Regions from separate parts of the Homo sapiens genome. Here region 2 is linked to region 1. The links are chromatin loops, found by intact Hi-C in ENCODE. Cell type or tissue: dorsolateral prefrontal cortex. All regions are shown on one strand. Each heading gives the region's core, and the rest is flanking DNA. Links, peaks and the distances in the headings are about the cores only.

Region 1 (2,914 bases), core at 316-2,815:
AAGCCAAAACAAAAATAAGCCTCCCCTCCATGGTTTTTAGAGCCTCCTCTGATAAAGGAAACACACAGCGTGTTAGCTAGTATCTTTTATTGTCAGAACTTCTGTGAGCCAACAAACAGTTTTGCATGGTTGTACACAAAGGGACAAGGCAAATTTCTTTTTTCGTGTGGGTAGACTTAGTTGGCCCAAGTCCTTAAAACTTTTCCATATAAAAATAAAAAGTCCAAGACCAGATTATTTTTCTTCTGGTCATAAATGCTGATTTATTTACAGGTGCCTTGTTCAGACCACCATTATAAACTTGGGATAAAATATGTGTGTATTAAAGCCTCAGCATTTAATGTCAGGGTCCTTTGAAGATTCACTCAAGTGTTAAGACGTTTCTGGAATGCAGCGTCTCTCCCCCATAGTCAACATGGTTATTATATCTGTAATCTATCCAGAATGATAGAAGCTAACCTTCCAAGTAACACTTTGTTTTTAACTTAAATCTTTTAGACATGAAAGACTCCAAAATGACTTCATTCTTGTTCTAAAACCAGCACTGGAGCCAGCTGTTGAAGAGTGGTTTATAAATACAGTTATCTTGTAGGCTGCTTATCTGTTTATAATACAGCAGACACAGATGGCAGACTTTGCTACATGTAAAACAATGGAGTCAACACGTGTTTTTCAAAATACAGCAAAGACAGGAAAATCCAGGATTTGGGTTTGTTAATAAAACCACCTTATAAAGTAACAATTGAGACTATAGCTCTGCATTATTAAAATATACAGACTGTGTACACCATTACACATCCTTTTTCCCTTTGCTTTTTAATGCTCATGAAACCATGATTAAAGTGTTGAGTTTATGAACACATGCACGAACAGGCAAGCACGTACACTTAAAAGATGAAACAAAGAAAAAAGTTGATTCATGTCATTCCATGAGAAAGGCTGCCCGCAGCACTCCAGCTCAAACACACTGTCCCCTCGAGCTCTCCATCCCCCTTCCCACTCCCTCACCTTCCCTCAGATTCGGGGAAATCAGGTTGGGAGGTTAGTGCATCATTGACAGAGAATGCCCCCCTTCCACGCTCTGTTAAGTCTCCCCCAGAAGGGGGAAAGGCAGTTCCCTTCAGTAGCACAGTTACGGTCGATTAGTGTTGGTTCCACAAGTTAAGGCACTTCCGGCTGCTTTGGTGGCAGCGTGGTTCCTCCCCTCCTTTTTTAAGGCATGTGTCCTCTAAGAGTAGTAAAGCTTTGGAAACTGTGCAGACTGTTAAAGTTGACAGCTTAATACAGGATCAATGAAGGCGGCAGGCAAAAGGATCCTCGGAGACACCTCCCTCAGACCAGAAGCTTCCAGAAAGCCTGGGCAGCTCTGTGTTTGTTTTGGCTGGGCATGGCACACTGGAGCCAGCCTAGGCCAGAGGGTGGTGCGTTCAGGTAGCAAAGACAGGTGGGCTCTGTCCCGCCTTCACCTGGAGCTGCCCTGGCTGCTGGCGGAGCGTGTCGTGCTGTAGCGCTTCTTCACGATCATGCTGATGTAGGCTTTCATGAGCTTGGCCACATCCACCACCTGCCCAGGGGGAAGCAGAACCGACACAGCGTCACAAGTCTCCCCCAGGCAAAGGGCCCTGCCTAATAATCCAGACATTCCCTGGGCACCCTCCCGTAGCCTTCCATGCTAATCGACGGATCCCATTTTGCAGGAAGCCAGAAGTTTAACCACTTTCACCTTCCTCATCAGGGAAAGGTGGAATCTCAGCTTTTCCAAATACAATGTGCACCACCTGGTGGCACAAACGTGCCAACTTGGCTTGATGGAAACTGTCAGACTTTGCACATTAAAATCCAGAACTAACCGAGGACGCTGAAGTTACTCGGTGTCAACAGTGCTGGGATTACTATCCCCGCTTAAAATAAATGTGAAATGACAGAGTCCACAATTACAGCCTTTAAAGACTGGATCATCTAATTCTAGTCAACTCCTTAGGAAGCAGCTGAAGAAACAAGATAACTGAGGCCCCAGGGGCTGGGAGAGCGGCCAGCTCCCCAGACGCCAGGCCAGCTTCTGCTCCACACCAGCCACCTCCTCCAGCTGGGATCTCCATTAGCTCCCTCCCATGATGTCCCCGTCATTGCCACCCCTTCTCACAGCTGGCCTGGATCCCTGTGCAGGCATCATAACCGGCTTCCATATCCCTGTTTGCTCTCTTCCCTTCCAGTCCCACCCCAGAGATCACTGTCTGTAAATTCACTGTTATGCCATGCACAATCAAAGATCCCACAGTGGTTCCTTGTTGTCTACTGGATCTCACCAAATCCTGCAGCCTGGCACCTGGGACCCTTGAGTCAAGGGCTCTCCACCCTCTTCCCTCTCACTGCACGACTCCCCATCAGCCTAGGGAACCTACAATGCCACATCCTCCAAGCAGCTGGAACGCCCTCCTCAATGCCTCTCCATTCCAAACCAGGCAGCAGGTGATTCCTCTCCACTCACCACGTTGACTTGCTAGCTGTTCCCTTTGTGGAAGCCTCAATAAGCTTCTTGTATTATATTTTTTAAACTTGGAGGCTGGTAGCACATATATTTAGAGGCCTTTTAGTGTGTGTGGTTTCACAATCCAGAATGAGCTGCACCCAGGATGGTCATGCTCCCGGCTCCCTCCTGGTCTCAAGAGGCCACCAGAGCCGAGTCTCACAGCTGTGACACCGCTATAATTGCTAACTAATTTTCATAAGGTTTTGTTGCAAATAATATACTTTTTCAGGGACATCTATGTCACTTCCCTTTCTCTGCCTTTCCTCCAAGGGTAAGACTCCTTGGCAAAATGGAACCAGATTCCTCTGTTGCAAAAGTATACAAAAAAAATATGGTGATCTCAGATTTTGGCCTGCAGGGAACCGGCAGCTGGAAAGGGACCAC
Region 2 (2,914 bases), core at 161-2,660, 98 kb before region 1:
AACCAGCCTGGGTAACACAGCAAGACCCCATCTCTACAAAAATTAAAAAAGAAAATTAGCCAAGTGTGGTGGCATGCACCTGTAGTCCTAGCCACTCAGGAGTCTGAGGTAGGAGGATCACTTGACCCAGGAGCTCGAGGCTGCAGTGAGCTATGATCACACCACTGCACTCCAGCCTGGGCAACACAGTGAGACCCCAATTCTAAAAATAAACAAACAAACAAACAGAAAAGAAAGCGGGGGGCAGATATGACTGGTTCTATCTCAATGAGAGAGAATGAAGCTAGTCATGGAAAAGTTTCAGGATGCAGGAGGAGTTTTCCAGGCCATAGAAGAGTTCCCCAGAGTTCAGACAAAGGCATTAACGCAGGGAAGCACACACTCAAGGTACATAACAATGACAAAGAGAGGGAGAGAGAGAAATCCATCCCAGCGAGAGGATGTTCACAGGCAATACAAAATAGACATGGGCTCCCACAGGTTTCACAAACATTCACTCACAAGATGATATCACTGACTTTTTTTTTTTTTTTGAGATGGAGTCTCACTCTGTCACCGAGGCTGGAGTGCAATGACGTGATCTCAGCTCACTGCAACCTCTGCCTCCTGGGTTCAAGTGATTCTCCTGCCTCAGCCTCTTCAGTAGCTGGGATTACAGGTGCCCACCACCACGCCCGGCTAATTTTTTGTATTTTTAGTAGAGACAGGGTTTCACCATGTTGACCAGGCTGGTCTCAAACTCCTGACCTCAAGTGATCCACCTGCCTCGGCCTTCCAAAGTGCTGAGGTCATGCGGAGGCATGAGCCACTGCACCCGGCCTCATCCATCTATTTCATATTAAGCACCTAAGATGGTATCAAAGATTGTAACTGGGAGTCGTCAAAGTCATAGAAGCAGAAAGTAGAATGGTAGTTGCCAGGGGCTGGAGGAAGGGGGAACAGGGGAAAGGGGGACTTGGCTGTTCAATGGGAACAGAGTTGCAGTCATCAAAGATGAAAACGCTCTAGGGATCTGCTATACAACAACATGCACGGGAAACAATACTGTACACTTAAAAATTTTCTAAGAGAATAAAACAAAAATAATAACTGGGGGAAGGATACAATTAAACTCTCAACAATAAAAGTTTCATATTTTTAGCGAGAAAACGTGGGAAGCAGAGAAGCTGGAAGAGAGGGAAGGAGAGGAGACTGCTGACTTGGTCGTCCTTTCATTGTCATTGTCGTTGCTATAAGCCGGGGCATCTAACAAGAGCAGCTGGCAGTTCTGATTGACGCCATGGAGTTACCGTAACTGCATCTGGATCTAACGTGAAGCCAAACTGTGCCCTGCAGAGACTGATTCATCGCAGCAGCAGCACCCTGCGCTAGGAGGCCTGCGAGATGGGACTGCTGCCAACTATTCACAGGGCTCCCCAATGGGCCTTTGTCCTAAGAGACTCTACTGAAGGAGGATGAAGCTGGCACCAGAGTTTCTTCAGCACAGAAAACAGAGCTCTAGGAAGACAGAGTAATCATTCCCATTTCTTTCTTTTTTTTTTTTTTTTTTTTAATTTTTCATGCAGTAGAAATGCTACACTCAGAGCACTGTCATCCGGTGAAGACTGAAAGCCTGTCCTTGGACAACGGCCTGATCTACAGGATTGCAGGGAGGCTCTGCCTCGACAGAGGTCTGGTTCCCCACAGGGAGCCCAGCACCCAGGTTGGGCCTCAGCACAGAAAGGGGCTCAACACGGACTGACCCAGGAACACACAAACCCCATGTGGCCCTGATGACATGTCAGCTGGGCGAAGTAGACAGCTACTGTGCTGAAGGCCCTTCTATTTGACGCTTTTATTGACCTCTTATAAAGCCCTGTGGTATGAGGATGTTTTCTGCCATTTCACAGGACAGAGAGGTTCAGATGGTATAGGAGGCTGACTCATAGCTCACAAAGATACCAAGTCACAATCCCTGGAATCCATGATTGTCACTTCAAGTGGAAAAAGGGTCTCTGCTGAGGTGATTAGGTTAAGAAATGTGAGATGAGAAAATCACACTGGATTATCTAGGTAGGCCCCAAATGCAATCGTAAGTGTACTTACAAGAGGAAGATGGAGAAGTTTGACATAGACAGAAGAGAAGGTCAGGTGAGCATGAAAACAGATTGCAGTGATGCGGCTGCAAGCCATGGAATGCCCGCAACTCCCAGGAGCTGCAAGAGGCAAGGAATGGATCCTTCCTTAGAGACTCCAGAGGGAATGCAGCCCTGCCAACGCTTTGATTTGGGCCCAGTGACACTGACTTCGGACTACTGTCCTTCAGAACTTTAAGAGAAGATGTTTCTGCTGTTTTGAAACACCAGGTTTGTGGTCATTTATTACAACAGCCACAGAAACAAATGCAGTCTATCATGGGGCTTCTCCACAGGTAGGAAATGGAATGAACTAGCTCAAAAATGAGGCCCTTTAGGCTGGCATTCTTTCTATTCTACTACCTTAATTTTTTTAAAGGACTGAATTCTTGCAATGTAAAGGTTTCCTGCAATTTGTGAGTATGAAATTTCCACATCTGCATGAATATCAAGCCCATGAGTCAACAGCGGAAACGATCTGTGTGTGAGGGGCCAGGAGTGAGAAAAAGACAGTTGCAAAGTCTTTCAGCTTTGCCTTTGGCCTTCCACACATGTCTATTCCTTATAACTTGTGCCCAGACTAGGGCCAAATTTGAGGAAACACTGAAAACACTCAGATGCTCAGCTTGCTTCCTGGGTCCATGTTTAGCTTACTCTACACCAAGATAAAATGGTTGCAGATAAAATGTATGAGTGGCTTTATGTCCTGAGATTTCCCTGAGGGAGTTCCTGTAGAGGGTGAACATATTACTGTCTATTTAGGAAAACAGGCTCTGCTCTACCAGATATGAGTCAAGGCA

The links. Hi-C counts contacts between places; a loop is a spot of excess contacts. Peaks named below come from ENCODE experiments on the same cell type or tissue, not always from the same donor. Only the 100,000 strongest peaks of a DNase experiment are listed, where the experiment ranks them.
Region 2: it touches region 1 in a loop (2.3-fold over the local background); 7 of 110 quality-filtered maps call a loop at or near these places.

What each region holds. Positions count from the first base shown.
Region 1 is chr5:16,665,230-16,668,143 of GRCh38, forward strand. It overlaps MYO10 (myosin X), which reads right to left. Exons shown (of 41, transcript NM_012334.3): 41 at 1-1,564. The coding sequence ends at 1,463. Among named protein-coding and RNA genes, the nearest start is that of RETREG1, 50 kb to the left of the region's middle. In dorsolateral prefrontal cortex, for the core only: a CTCF peak has its summit at 1,802; DNase peaks (open chromatin) are centred at 1,772 and 2,076; H3K4me3 peaks cover 589 bases; H3K27ac peaks cover 2,500 bases.
Region 2 is chr5:16,567,757-16,570,670 of GRCh38, forward strand. The region is part of intron 2 of RETREG1 (reticulophagy regulator 1); the gene reads right to left. Among named protein-coding and RNA genes, the nearest start is that of RETREG1-AS1, 47 kb to the right of the region's middle. In dorsolateral prefrontal cortex, for the core only: a CTCF peak has its summit at 1,352; DNase peaks (open chromatin) are centred at 1,365 and 1,675; H3K4me3 peaks cover 411 bases; H3K27ac peaks cover 2,500 bases.